Linked DNA regions of Homo sapiens: region 2 is linked to region 1. Evidence: chromatin contacts called from ENCODE Hi-C or POLR2A ChIA-PET data. All regions are on one chromosome and are shown on one strand. The core of a region is the stretch at or near the end of the contact, and the rest is flanking DNA. Distances in the headings are between cores, read along the strand shown.

The links. Hi-C counts contacts between places; a loop is a spot of excess contacts on that map. ChIA-PET counts read pairs that join two places held with the same protein, here RNA polymerase II (POLR2A). Pooled maps may share reads with other maps.
Region 2: a loop to region 1 is called in a map of gastrocnemius medialis, with 4 times the contacts of the local background. The contact joins the enhancer-like site here to the promoter of UBE3A in region 1. A Hi-C loop is called at or near these places in 5 of 168 maps with a recorded cell type or tissue (ascending aorta, chondrocyte, gastrocnemius medialis and 2 more) and 10 of 50 pooled maps. POLR2A ChIA-PET finds 5 or more read pairs at or near these places in 1 of 52 experiments (WTC11).

Annotation. Positions count from the first base shown.
Region 1 is chr15:25,436,341-25,443,743 of GRCh38, reverse strand. UBE3A (ubiquitin protein ligase E3A) reads left to right here and starts at 4,720. Exons shown (of 13, transcript NM_130839.5): 1 at 4,720-5,255. RefSeq lists enhancers at 3,713-4,658, 4,659-5,604 and silencers at 4,456-4,795, 5,156-5,575.
Region 2 is chr15:25,666,924-25,674,326 of GRCh38, reverse strand. It overlaps a transcript of ATP10A not described here. Among named protein-coding and RNA genes, the nearest start is that of LINC02250, 92 kb to the right of the region's middle. RefSeq lists enhancers at 204-911, 912-1,620. Within about 2 kb of position 4,211, at least 11 of the 41 ENCODE cell types and tissues checked have a DNase peak (open chromatin) inside an H3K27ac peak, as active enhancers do; they include ascending aorta, gastrocnemius medialis and prostate gland, where a contact is called at or near this core.

The DNA of each region.
Region 1 (7,403 bases), core at 3,471-5,970:
TGTCTTAGTCTTGTTTATGCTGCTGTAACAAAATACCTGAAACTGGGAAATTTGTGAAGAACAGAAATATACTTTTTCACAGTTCTAAAGGCTGGGAAGTACAAGCTCAAGACCCCCAGCAGGTTTAGTGTCTGGTGAGGGCTGCAGTTTCCAAGGTGGGACCTTACTGCTATATCCTCTGGAGGGGGTGAATGCTGTGTCCTCGTGTGGCTAAAGGGATGGAAGGGCAAAAGAAGGCCTAAGCTAGTTCCCTCCAGTCCTTTTACAAGGTATTAATCCATCCATGAGGCAGGGCCCTCATGATTTCATCAGCTGTTAGTATCATCACAATGGGGATTAAGTTTCAACATGAATTTTGAAGGGGACACCATCATTGAAACCACAGCATCTTTCAACATGGTTTACTACCCCAACTATTTAATACATACATTCATCAGAAAAGGACAAAAGAAAGGGCAAGTGACACCCAATTTCTTTTAGAAAATGATCTGGAAGTTGCATACATAATTTCTGCTCACATCCTACTGGCCAGAACTTAAGAGATATGGCCACACTTAAGGGTGTATTATAGGCAACCATGTGTCTGGCTAGATGTTCTATTATCATGGATAAAGAGCAGAATGCATAAGAGTCAGCTAGGAAGCAGTTTGTACAACAGATATCCAACAGGTATCTCAAATTTAACATTACCAAAACTAAATTCCTGCTTGTTCTCCCAAAACCTGCTCCTTTGCACTGTTATCACATCTCAGTCCATGGTGGAAGACAGAACAAACTCAGGGGTTTGATGTTAATCATGTTGAGCTTGAGGTGCCTGTAGAACACCCAGTACAGGTTTCCAATAAGGGGTTGAAGATACTGTGTCTGATGCTTCTGACTGAGATCTGTGTTCAAGATTCAGACTTGATTCCTGACTGAAATAAGTGATAGAAGAGTATACGTAAATGGTACTGTCAAAGATTATAACATGGTAGGCAGAGAACCAAGAATGGGGAGGGAGGATTCTGCACAGGAGACCTGAGAAAGAGTGGCCTAAGACAAGGCAGAAGAGCAGAGAATGTAAGGTGACAGAACCAAGGGAGCAGTTTCCAGGAGGCAGTGGTCAGCAGTGTGGAAGGCTGCAGAGAGATCAGATGTTATGAAAACTGAGAAGCAACCTTTCAATTTGGCCATTATGCCACAGTGAAATTGATACAAGCAATGTATACAGTAAAATGGAGGGAGCTGCTAAATTTCTGTAGTTGAAGAGGAATTTGGAAGGTAATAGCAATCTAAGTATAGACAGCTTTTCTAAATAGAAGGGACAAAGTAGAGGGAGAATTTATGAACAGGAGTGGGAATATTTAAGGGAGTAAGAGTCTTGAGTCAATCTCTCTTCCCTCAAGAAATAAAAATTACCTGTAGAAAGGACAGAAGGATGGCTTCTACCTTAAGACTCGAGGTCAGAAAGAATGCAAATTTAGACAGGTCTGCAGGCATAAGGGTGGGGGTATGTAGGAGTTCATGCCTGATGTGTGCAGTACTAAACAATGATACATATACTACTACTACTACCACTACTAAGCACTAACATTTACTGAGCACTTATCATATGCCAGTGTTCTTCATGGAGCTAAGTTTGCTTAACAGTATTTCTTAAATAATGGGAGCTATTCATATATTGAAAGCTTAGTGTTTTTCAGAAGTTGAGTGTGTAACATTTGGATGTGGCCTAAAAATAGCAACCGTGACTTCTATCCCACCATATCTGAATTTTGTCTCTTCCATGCTCGACTTATTTCTGATCCTGGGGCATGCTGAGTAGTAAAAAAAGTTGTTCTTGCATTTTGATTCATCTGTTATGACTGGCATCAATAAGAAATCTTCAGCAATAAAACAGCTCTGTCAAAAAACAACTTCACCAGCAATTTAGGGCAAAATGTTTCCTTTAAAAAAAAGTTTGTTGGCTGGGCATGGTGGATCATGCCTGTAATCCCAGCACTTTGGGAGGCCGAGGCGGGCGGATCACGAGGTCAGGAGATCGAGCCCATCCTGGCTAACACGGTGAAACCCCGTCTCTACTAAAAATACAAAAAATTAGCCAGGCGTGGTGGCGGGTGCCTGTAGTCCCAGCTACTTGGGAGGCTGAGGCAGGAGAATGGCATGAACCTGGGAGGTGGAGCTTGCAATGAGCCAAGATTGCGCCACTGCACTCCAGCATGGGCGACGGAGCAAGACTCTGTCTCAAAAAAATAATAATAATAATAAAATAAAAAGTTTGTTAGTATTAGCAGATACATATTACTAGGTACCCCCCATGCTCAATGAAGTGTTGGGTTACTCTGAAAAAGTGTCCAATCTTACAGGTGTGACTTCCTCTGGAACTGCAAGTTCTTGAGGGCAGGGATAGAGATTGTTCATCTTTTATTGTTTCCCAAGGTCTGGCACATAAATAGTAGTTCAAGTAGTCCAACATATGACACATAAATAGTTCTGGGTAAACATTAGCTCAAAGTTTGCTCAAGGCATTGATGCAGATGCTTATAAAATTAAATTGCTCTTTTTACTGTATACCTGAAATGAGAAAATTATTAGAAACTACTGGGTCTCATTTGGACTAGAAAAGTCTGAAGAAATCACTGTTCACTTAGTAGATACAAAGTTGTTTTTCTGGGAAAAACACACCTAAAAAAAAAAAAACACATGGGTCTGATATGGGAGAATTTTTTTATTTTTCATATAAACAGGTGTATAGGGAAGTGGAACACTGCTAGTATCTTAAGGATTCCTGAAAGTATTTATGTTGGTAAGTTTGATGAGCAAACATTTCTAAATTTGAAAATGGATAAAACAAAAAGCACAGTGAAATCTTGAAAGAATTCTAATACTAATGTCACACATAAGAATACAGATTTAAAATTAATGAACTAAAACGGATATACGTAATTTCTCCAGGAGGAATTAAGATCCTCCTTGATCTCAGTAAAGCAATGAATAGTCATTCTGACATCTAGCTAAAAGCAGACTTATTTCCCTTCGGTCTTTAATCTTTTTGGAACTCAGGGATTTCCGCCACACTTTGATACACCAGGCCATTATAAAATTACACTTAATTTATTGTCAATTTCTACTTAAAAGGAAGAATACCTATAAGTATCTCCATATGCTAGATATAGTAGAAATGGTATGCTTTAATTAGTCCAACAATAAAGTCCTTAAAGATTTACATTCTTTGTTGCCTATTTTGAAAACTTGCGAAGATAAATTTTTTTAAAGATTATAATTCTTACTAGTCCTTTCCATGAAATATAACAGCAAATAGTTTCCAAATGTGGATGTGTAATGAGAGGAAATGAAAAGTGAGTAAAGAGCTGAGTTAAAACATCTTAAAATCGAATATGGCTTAATACTATCATTATCATCAGTTGTCCTGGAATAACTTAAATTCTTCTAGCTTATTGTTGGTTTTTCAATGGTTGGTTATAGTTGTGAGGCGGATACACACACACACCCACACACTTGGCTATACAAAAAAGATGTTCCGAGACTGACAGTTAAAAATTACACTGCTGGCCGAGCACTGTGGCTCATGCCTGTAGTCCCAAAACTTTGGGAGGCCGAGGTGGGAGGATCACTTGAGGCCAGGAGCTCGAGACCAGCCTGGGCCTAACATAGCAAGACACCATTTCTAAGTTTAAAAATAAAAATAAATTTAAAAAAGATACACTGCTATGTACGACTGTTGATATAAAAAATCTGAATACTAGACATGGGTACTCATCTAGTACTTCAAGGGCTTATCAACAAAGTTGCAAGTTGTAACACTATGAATTGTTAGTGATACTCTTTTGGCTTTGCTAGCAAGTGTTGTAAAGCTATACACACACACACACACACACACACACATACACACACACACCTTTTAAAATGGTGACCCTGGTACCAAATATGACTTTAAATGGATTTAATTTTAATGGCTTTAACTACGTTCAGCTGTCATATGGATCAAAATTAGCCTCTATCCAGCTGGGGTCAACCAGGGAGCCACTTTTCTTAACCGACGACCTACTGAACGTCAACAACTGCAGGAGACGGGACTTTACCTTCGTCTCTGGTAAACTAGTTGACACATCCTGTGTTGGCAAGAGGCCTAAGTAGATGACCTTGGTCCTCTAAAATCTGGCCTGCACTCTCGGGGCACCCCTGCAACATCTACAAAGGCAGCTCCAGATAGAAAAGGGTTGGGGTCGAAAAGCCAATAACGGCAGGCACCTGCCCCGCCTCGGGGCTGGGGGGCTATTCCAGCGGCTTCAGCTAACTTTCAGAGCCATTCGTTTCCCAACAAAGTCTGAGGCGTTCCTCTGCTGGGTACACCAAGGGGCTCTGCAACCCTCCTGGGGGGGGGGGTGCCCAGAGGGCTTCCGGAAGTCCCAGGTTTATTCTTTCGGGTCACAGACAGCAGAAACTAAAAAGAGGGATTACCCTTTCTGTCCAGTCGCAAGATGGCGACCGAGCCTGGTGGGACTCCGAGGGGCCGCAGGCCACCTCCTCTTCCCAATGGCCCGTGCGCCGGCGGCGACGGCAAGCGGGAGGGAGGCGGGGCCGGCGAAGGAAGGAGGGGCGGAGCGCGGCGCCCTCCCGCGCGTCTTGGCCCCGCCCCACGTCCCCGCGTCCCGGCCTGGAGCCCTCGCCCGGCCGGGCGGCGCGCGCTGCCTGCCGGGATACTCGGCCCGCCCAGCCAGTCCTCCCGTCTTGCGCCGCGGCCGCGAGATCCGTGTGTCTCCCAAGATGGTGGCGCTGGGCTCGGGGTGACTACAGGAGACGACGGGGCCTTTTCCCTTCGCCAGGACCCGACACACCAGGCTTCGCTCGCTCGCGCACCCCTCCGCCGCGTAGCCATCCGCCAGCGCGGGCGCCCGCCATCCGCCGCCTACTTACGCTTCACCTCTGCCGACCCGGCGCGCTCGGCTGCGGGCGGCGGCGCCTCCTTCGGCTCCTCCTCGGAATAGCTCGCGGCCTGTAGCCCCTGGCAGGAGGGCCCCTCAGCCCCCCGGTGTGGACAGGCAGCGGCGGCTGGCGACGAACGCCGGGATTTCGGCGGCCCCGGCGCTCCCTTTCCCGGCCTCGTTTTCCGGATAAGGAAGCGCGGGTCCCGCATGAGCCCCGGCGGTGGCGGCAGCGAAAGAGAACGAGGCGGTGGCGGGCGGAGGCGGCGGGCGAGGGCGACTACGACCAGTGAGGCGGCCGCCGCAGCCCAGGCGCGGGGGCGACGACAGGTCAGTGTTGCCGCGGCCTGCGCCAGGCGGCGCTGGCTCCCCTCCGTCACTCGGCCGGCCTTCGGGGCCCGCTGTGGCGAGGTCGACACCCCCCTTCCCCGCCCCCCGCCGCCGAGGCGAGTGTTTGGGGGCGCGTGGTCCGAAGGGGCTGGTGCCAGAAGTAGGCCCCTGGTGGCCGCGGCTGCTGCAGCCGTAACTGTCAGTCCTGGCTGAGCGACGGCGGGAGGGTTTTGTCGCCCGAGGGGACGCGAGCGGGCCCGGGGCGGGGCGGGACGTGCGAGGCGTCGAGATTTGGGCCTCCTAGGAGCCAGGCTCTTCGAGCCAGCCGGGGCCCCAGACAGGGAAGGGCAGGCCCTTTCCTTCAAAGGGGAGCCCTTTCTCGGCGTTTTCAAGGTTTTTGGCTCTCTTGGGGAAGACATATTTAGCCGTGTGCTTGGTGGGTTGGGGTTTTGGGGGTGGATTGATGGGAAGGGAGGGCGGATGAAGTGGTATGTCAAGCCCAAGGGTTGTGCGCACAGGTTACTCTGTGTTACCGGCCACCAGGATTTCTGAAGTTGAACGTGAGTTATTGGCTTTGCCAGAGACTGCTGTGTTATATGCAGACCTGTATGCAAGCAGTTGGCCTTTTTTCCCCCCCCTTTTCAGTGTAGAAAATGAAAAGGATGCTTTCCTCATCTTGGTGGTAAAGGCTTTTGTTGGTAAAGGTAGAATTGAATGTACCAAATGCCTTAGTCCGTAAAATTTTAGAAATAATTTTAATACAGACACTGGTGAAGCTTGGCAACCTTGAAAGAGAATTTAGCGTCTACATTTTTTAAATGACTTTTTATGGATATGCTAAATTAGTAACAGTCCAAAATCTGTTTGAGATTATTAAGTGGCGAGGGTGCTGTTGAAAATGTAAACTAATAGCATATGGGGTTTACAGTGCACAGTTAACCTCAATCATGAAGAAATGTGGATATGACCCGTAATTTTGGATCATTTTACTGCCTGCAATATTGAGAGAAGCAGCAAATTATTACAGTTTTTTTTGGGAGACGACCTAAAGTTTAAGAAATACAACTGTTGAAAGTTACCTGTCAGAGACACAAAGGTACCCAATCAATCTTGTTGAATAAATTGGACAAGTGGGATAAGGTGTTTGTCTCACACTTCTGATCAATAAGTACTCTTACTTAAGAAGTGATTTGGTAAATCATGTAAAATTTAGAATTTAGGAGAGATAAGAAAGTTGTAACTTGGTGTGTATAGTGGAAATAGCTTTGAAATTAGATCCTGTTTTTAAATCCAAGCTACTTACCACATTTTTAGTGAAATGAATACATTATTAATGATGCTACTGATAAGCCCTAAGGATGACCAGAAGCCCTTTTAAGAAACACTAATACAGTTGACCAAAAAATAAAAAAGGAAATAGCTTCAAGAAATAATTTTCAATCTTTGTGTATTTATAATATACACAGGAGAAATAAAAGAACAGAATATGAAGAGGTAACTTATAATCTTTACAAAATTAGAATGTAAACTATGCTAGTCTTACTGTGTCAATATTTATTAACCTGCATTAGTTTGCTAAGTAGTATGCTCACTATCCTCTGGACATTGCCCCTGTCCCTGAGGAGCTTAACTTTATACAGAGATACAAAATACTGTGTTTTGATTTCCTTTCAGAGGATTTATAAGCTACTTATGTTTTATCTGTCCTAAATTCTGCCCTTTTTTTTCCCATGGCTGAAAAAATAACTTCCTAAGAAAGGTACATACTAGTCAGAGGTGTGGGGAAAACGTGTTCTCATCCCACTTGTGCAGTCCATTTAACAGGATTTATTGGGTACCTACAGTGTCTTTGACATGTAACATTTAATCAGTTGTATTTCTTAAACTTTAGATAATTTCTATTTCGATCATTTCTATTTCAATCTCCTCCCTCTCCCCTCCAAAAAAATTTACTGTGTAAACTGTGATAATACACTGTTTCTCTCAGTGTCAGTCAGTGGAATGATCCAGATTTATAGGTCATAGCAAAATTTTTCATCCCAAGCTCTTGAAATGATGTTTCCAAATGTCCATTTTCTTAAATGACTGCTAGTTATGTTCTCCAATCATGTTACACATATTTTGTTTAGACTTATAATTGTGTAGGTC
Region 2 (7,403 bases), core at 2,962-5,461, 230 kb before region 1:
CCTGTGATGAAGACTCACTCTCAGGCCTTTGGGGTACAAGAGGCTGCCATGGTTATTCTGTTTGGAAAACACTTCCAGAGCCCTGACCCCACGGTGCATGGGTGGCTCTGCCTCATCACCCAGCAAGCCTGAGGGGACCTGGGTGAGCTTCTTCTTTGCCCTCCAACCCTGCAGGGGCGTCAGGGCACCATGCAACTCATGCCCACATGCACTTTGATGGAGAGCGTCCCAGGCTGGGGACACACACCAAGGCTTGCCATCACGTTCTTTTCATCAGTGTAACAGCGGTAACTGTCCAGGGACACGCAACCTCCTTGTCTCCCATCACACTCCGTGGCCCAAACACAGCACAGCTGGAGCCGGGAAATATCCACTAGGTGAATGCCCATCACTGCTACACACTCACAGCTGTCTCCCTCGGCACCTGCACACGCAGGACAGCTCTGGACAGGTGGGGCACTGAGGCAGCCCAGCCAGGCTGCCAAGACAGGGCTAAGAAGCCCAGTGGAAATTGTGGATTTCACCAAAGACTCCCAGAGAGAAGCATTGCCATCCCCTCCCTTCTTTAAATGCAAAGAAAAAAAAATAGTTTGTTGTTCTCAGGACTTCTGGGCATGGCAGTCTCAAAAATGAGCCAAAGCAGACAAGAAAGGGCATGCAAGGCCTTCTCTGGGTGACAGTGACGAAGGGTGAGTCCTTCAGAACGCTCTACTCTGGAAGCCCGGCCCACTGCAGAGTGACATCTCCGTCACTTGGAAGGGCAACGTCGTCCCCCAGCTGTCGGGTCCAGTTCATGCTTGTGAAAGTCCTATGTGTGTGGCCACACATGTGAGGACACATTAGAGTAGTTTGAAACTGAAGAGAGCAAATTGCAGAATGAGGACAGTTCTGACAGAAATGTACCTCTTTTGCAGCTGATGTAGCTGAAAGCCATTGGCTGCTGCACGGGAGCAGCAGTTGTATAAGACCGACACCCAGGAAGCCCCACCTCTCCTCGACGCTTGTTTGAAATTTCTGCCAAGGAGTGTCCATGACAGTGGGTAGCAGGGGCCTCCTCCGCCCCTGCCCAGCGCATAGGGGGAGTCCAGCAGGTTTTGCCTGAGCTACCTCGCTCAACCGGAGTGGGCTGCTCCTGTAAAACCCACCCTCCACGTTGGAATGAGATTCCAGTTCATCCTGACGGCTGACCACTGGAGTGGCAGCCCACCCTGCAGCCCTCAGAGCCCCTGAGGGGCCCTGGGTATGGTTTTGCATGCTGCTCACTGGCCCTGCTCATTGGCCCTTGCCCCTGTGACCCTCCTTCTCCTCGTCCCACCCCAGGATGTTACGCTTGGGATGTGGCCGTGCACACATCCGTACAAGTGTCTCAGGAGCAGTGACCACAGGTTAGTCCTTAAACTAGTAACCCTCCGCACACCTCGTCTTGCCCTAGGACCCCTTCTCCCTCCCAGGCACCATGATTTCCCTTACCCTCGGTCTACCCTCGAAAACAACCACCAAACATATCCTACAAGAGTTTTTTCCATTGTTTTGGTAATCATTCATATAAAATCTCATAACAAGGATAGTCAAGGCATACTCAACATCACTAATCAATAGAGAAAGACAAAACCACAGTGAGATAGCACCTCACCCCCATTAAGAAGGCTTTCTGGATCATTTAAACAATGAAGAAATGACAAGAGCTGGTGAAGATGTGGAAGCTCCAGAGCCCTGTGCACTGCTGGAAGGAATGCAAAATGGCACAGCTGCTGTGGGAAACAATGTGGCAATTCCTCCCAAAATTAAAGGCAGAATGACCATCTGATCCAGCAGTTACAGTTCCAGGTACCTACCCAAGCAATTCAAAGCAGGGACTCACACAGATATTTACACTGCCATATTCATAGCAGCATTCTGCACAATAGCCAACAGATAAACATAGCCCATGTCGGCCGACAGATGAATGAATAAACAAAAATATGGACTCTACATAGAAGGGGATATTATTCCGTCTTAAAAGGAGGGAATGTCTAACACATGTACAACACAGATGAACCTAGAGGACAGGAAACTGAGTGAAGGAGGGCAGTCACGAAAGGACGGGCCGGGCACGGTGGCTCACGCCTGTAATCCCAGCACTTTGGGAGGCTGAGGCTGGTGGATCACCTGAGGTCAGGAGTTCGAGACCAGCCTGGCCAACATGACGAAACCCCGTCTCTACTAAAAATACAAAAATTAGCTGGCGTGGTGGTGGACGCCTATAATCCCAGCTACTTGGGAGGCTGAGGCAGGAGAATCACTTGAACTCAGGAGGTGGAGGCTGCAGTGAGCCGAGATCGTGCCGTTGCACTCCAGCCTGGGCAACAAGAGTGAAACCCCTTCTCAAACAAACGAAAAAAATAGGACAGATGATGTGACTCCACCTACATGTGGTGCCTAGAGTAGTCAAACTTGTGCAGACAGGAAGTAGAATGGGGGTGGCCAGGAGCTGGAAGGGGAAAGGGGAGTTCGTATTTAATGGGCACAGAGTTTCCATTTAGGTTGATGAAAAAGCTCTGCGATGGATGGTGGTGCTGGTTGCACAACAGCATGAAGGTACTTCAGGCCCCGGAACCAACTATATGCTTTAAAGCGGTTAAAATGATACATTTGATGTATGTGCAAGTTACCACAACAATTTTTTAATTAAAAAAAAAAGAGGCAAGAGCACCTTAGGGAATACAATTTTAGATCAAAATATTTTCAAAGCACTCGATTCCGAGACAGAGCTCAGAGAGGCTTCCAGAGCCTCCAGCCTGAGCCTGCTTGGTGGCAGGGCTTGCCTCATCACCCTTCACTTTCAGAGCCTCTGAAAGTTCATCTCCTTGTAAAATCAACATGACAGCAAATGTGTCTGCTCTGACTGGGAAACCCTGAGTAACTTGTTGGAACCCAGGTGGCCATAAATCTCTGTCCTGAGTTATGGCCGGAGATGCAGGAAACACGTGGATGTGGAGGTCCAGTGCAAGTCATTCTGCTATTTTTAGCTCCCACTTTCTCTCAGAGAAAACTGGGGGCTGACAGCCAGGGGCTCGGAAGCCATCAGAAGAGCCACGCTGGGCAGGACAGCTCCCCTGGGGCACCCGGCCGGCCTCTGCAGACATAAACTGGGACACCTTCCCCAACCCTAAGCCAGACACTTCTGCTGTACACACACTGTATTTCCTTTGCAGGAACTACTGCCTCATGATAGCATCTTGTATACTTTATACTCGCTTCTTATTTCTCTGCCCCTTATCCCCTCCCTTCCCACTAAGATGGGGAGTTTCCATCTCAAAAATCCCATACAAGAAATGAGAGAGGAGAGAGAGGGAGAAATTATCTGATAGACGAGACAGTATTTTTCACGGTTAATTGAGGATGATTTTCATAACTGGCAAATGTCATTTTGATCTTCGCTATTAGAACATCTGCACCATCTCACAACAGGAAGCACAGCTATATTCCTTGGGATTTACCTATTCTTAGAACTAAGAGCACACATTCCACCAGCTGTCTCGTGTTGAAAATGTTAGCTTTCCAAATCCACGCAATTGGATTGAGCGTTTATAAATAGATTCAATAAAAGGAGGTTCCATTAGGTCTATACACTAAAACTGGAATTTTTTAAAGATCCTCCAAGGCCCCTTTTATTTGGTCTGTTCTTGAATCATGCCCTGAGAGCAAACCATGCAGTTTTATTGCTGAAGATAATATACATTGTTTTTTGAAAAAAGAAAGGTAATACGATATTCCTCTGTGTGAAGAAGGAGCTCAATTCTCGGCTACACCTAAGCATGCAGCCGCATAGTGATCCCTTGAAAGGAAGTGTACGTGACACATTCAGAGACTGGGAGCCCTCCTGCTGGAAGAGGCTGTGTACACAAAGCCTGGTCTCTGCAGGGGCTTGGGGAGAGGTCTTCACAGCCCCCGAACCCAGGAAATGCCCCCCCGCCCCGGCATTCCTCAATGCACATTCCAGATTTATCAGAAGGCACTGGAGTTAAAGGAAAAGCAAGCCTGCGGTGTATTCCAGTGACATATAAGAATAAGCCAATGCTTCTGGTGTGCCGCAATTTCATCAGTGCTCTCCTAACGCTGCTCTGAACCCTACAGGAAAAATCGTGCCTCCCTGAGCTGTAGAGTGTGAGGCTCTAGGCTATTTTCAGCCTGGATTTCTCACGCGGGCTGGCCACGTGGGGCTGCGGCTGCTGCTGTCTGCAGCCTCCCTGCTGGGGATCCTGCACAAGGAACCAGGATCACATGTCCCCTCCCTCTGGTGGTTCCCTCGTTCCCTCCCCCAGCCCTGACAGGGATTCCCAAATCCAGCCAGGGGTGGGAATCAAATGCAGAGACCCCAGCCCAGGGCTAAGAGTGGTCTCTTTAAATGAGGATGTTGTCTCCAAGACAACTGTCCCATGTTTTCCTAAATGCACATATATATGTAGTTACATATAATCACCTTTTTTAAAAAGCTGTTTCCATGTGCTCTTATTAAGCATAGCACAGTGTAAAGCACAGTCTAGCAAAGTGATGGTGAGTGAGTGCCCACAGGCTGAAGGTGCATGTAAGTAACCTCTGAGAGGGCTTTACCAAATGCCACCCTCAAACACACACACACACACACACACACACACACACACACACACACCATGGCTATACGTGTGCTCGGTATGCGGCTTTAACAAAAGTGTTTAAGATGGAGATGATATGAACTTGGTTCTCTCGAAGCAGAAGCACCAAGGTTTCTCTGTGTGGCAGCTTGGTTCTTACACAGTTAGGTGGAGGGAGGAGCAGCTGGATGCTAACCGTATTCTTGGATCTAAATAAATGTATTTTATACACGGTTTCATCTCTGCCTGCATCCCTATGCTTTGGAGTCAGCTGACTGCGGTGTGGGGAGGCTGGGATAGGAATTCAGGTCCTTCCCTTAGGGCCATTAGATCGGCCACCTAATGTGATGTGACACCCACACATTTCAAAACCAAATGAACCAGCACCCTCCAAGCGCCTGCCTGACGTGTCTCTCATGATGAGGCAGACATCCATCAAAGTGATTTATGCAGATGGACCGCCTCAGCCCTCACAAAAGCCTGTAAAATTTATTCTAATTTCACCCAATGTGCAGATGGGAAACATCAAGTCCCAGAAAGGGTAATTAACGTGCTCAGGTCACATGGCAGTAGCGGTGCAGCTGGGACTAGAGCCCAGGCAGGCTGGTGCATGAGTCTTCCTGACTACATTCTAGGATCTTGGTGGAGGAAAGGTTCTGCAAACAGGAATTTCCACATGTAAGTCAAAAATATGAATTCCATTTGTGCATAGACATACCGATTGTCTTTCTCAAATCCTGGCCTTTGGAGATAAATTAAAATAAACACTTTAAAGGTAATTCCTGTGGGCCCCATGTTATTTCTAAATCAGGGTTCATGTGGCACCTACTGTTTAATTCAATTCACTCATCCATTCATTCACGCATTCAACAAATGTGCACTGAGAAGCACGCCTGTGCCAGGCCTGGGTGCCCCTGCAGCACCCTCAGTGCGCTCACGGCTTCACACTTGGGCCCTGTCCTGGGTACGTTTGGTGCGTTACTGGAGACACGAGCTTTGTGTCAGGTGTGTCAACAAGCGCTGCGAAGGGGCCACATGGGGCAGAGGCTGGCATTGGTGGGGGAGGAAGGGAGGGCAGGCTGGGGTGGGGGGAGCTAAACCAGAGTGGGTGAGAATGTGATCTTGGCATCAGGAGAAGGCACTGGGCTTGGACCCAAAGCAAAGTAACAAGAAGGGGCTTAGCATAGTGGAGTTGTGTGGGAGGGAAGGAAGAAAGGAGGGATGAGGGAGGGAGGGAGGGAGGGAGGGACGGGTTTGCCCCAGGGCTCCAGACATACACAGAGATAAACACAGTGGTATGCACCATGAGGACAAAACTGGGACCAGCAAATGTGGTGGATTTTCTCTAGAATCATCTGCCCTTCCTGCCCGTCTGCTCTCACCCACTGGGTAGCAGGAACAATTTAATGTTTATCCCGTCCCCTCCAAGCAACTCTTCGGGCTGCTCCTCAGTAGGGCTGCTTCTCCTTGCTCTCATCCCCAAGTCTCCTCACCCTGCCCAGCCTTTAAGACGAACCTTGGCTCTGTGAGGGGAAGGTTTTGCAAGGATTGGGGCGGTGGGGGCTCCTGGACCCACTGGAAGGTGTGCTAGGACTGTCATCCACGTGTACAGGCTGCGAGGCTCCTGCTACCTTGACTGCCGACATCAGGGCTGTCAACATGTGGGCTCTCAGGGCCCGCACAGGATCCGGCAGCCTTCCCCCAGGGCCAGCATACTGCACAGGGAGTGTGGCCTCGGGGGCACGTGGGGGATGCCGTCAGGCCTGTGCTCATGGAGAAGGGGTGACGGGTACTGCACTGCTGGAGCTTTCCCTGTCTTCATGCCGTGGATCCCCAAGGTCGTCTGCAGAAGACCATGGACTCCTCACACTCATGCTTCTAAGTGCATGAAATTAACTATATCAGGTGACAGAGAAAACCAATGACACTGAAACAGCAAAATAAGTTTTAAAAAACCAACTTGCTATATGACAACATATGTGCATCATTAATGCATTAAATAATCTGGAAGCTGGTTTCATAGCTGCTGCAATTTTGGAATAGTGAGCACACATGTGTGTCAGGATAATTGCAACAAGCATAATGTGAATGGAAATAGCTGATTGCTGTTGGGGACAGAGTCCCCAGGACAGAGGGTTGCCAGATACAATACAGGACACCAGTTAAATTTAAATTTCAGGTAAACAATGAATAACTTTTGTAGTGTAAGTATGTGTCAAATATTGCGTGAGATATACTAAAAAATTTTGTTTATCTGAAATTTATTTAGGCATCCTGTATTTTTTATTTGCTGAATCTGTCAAACATTGCCTCCCAGTACTGTAACAGTCGTTTATTATGCACATTTATAACTGAAAGAAATGCTAACTTTTGGTTAGAGATTAGTGGCAATAAATATTTTTTTCCCACCCAGGTGTATGGACCTCCCTTGGTCAGGAAGCCCTGGACCAGCACCATCCCTCAGCAGACATTTGGGTGCAGGGCGTCAGCCCACGGCAGGCACCTGTTTTCTGTTCTCACCATCATGCTTCATGGGCTCTAGACCCTGTTTACCTGCTGGCCTGGCCTCACTTGGGGTCTTGCTAGTGTCCTGGACCCTGAGTGTCTGCGGGATGATCCAGAGACTGTTGGGCTGACTCCTCATTGGGGCCTCAAGCCCATGGTCAGTCCCTGTAAGACATCATCTCTGCCATCTCTGAGTGTGTCTCATCTGGACCACCCAACACTCTACCGGATGGAGATTCTTCTCTTATTGGGATCCTTTTCTGGATTATAAGTCCCATGAAGACT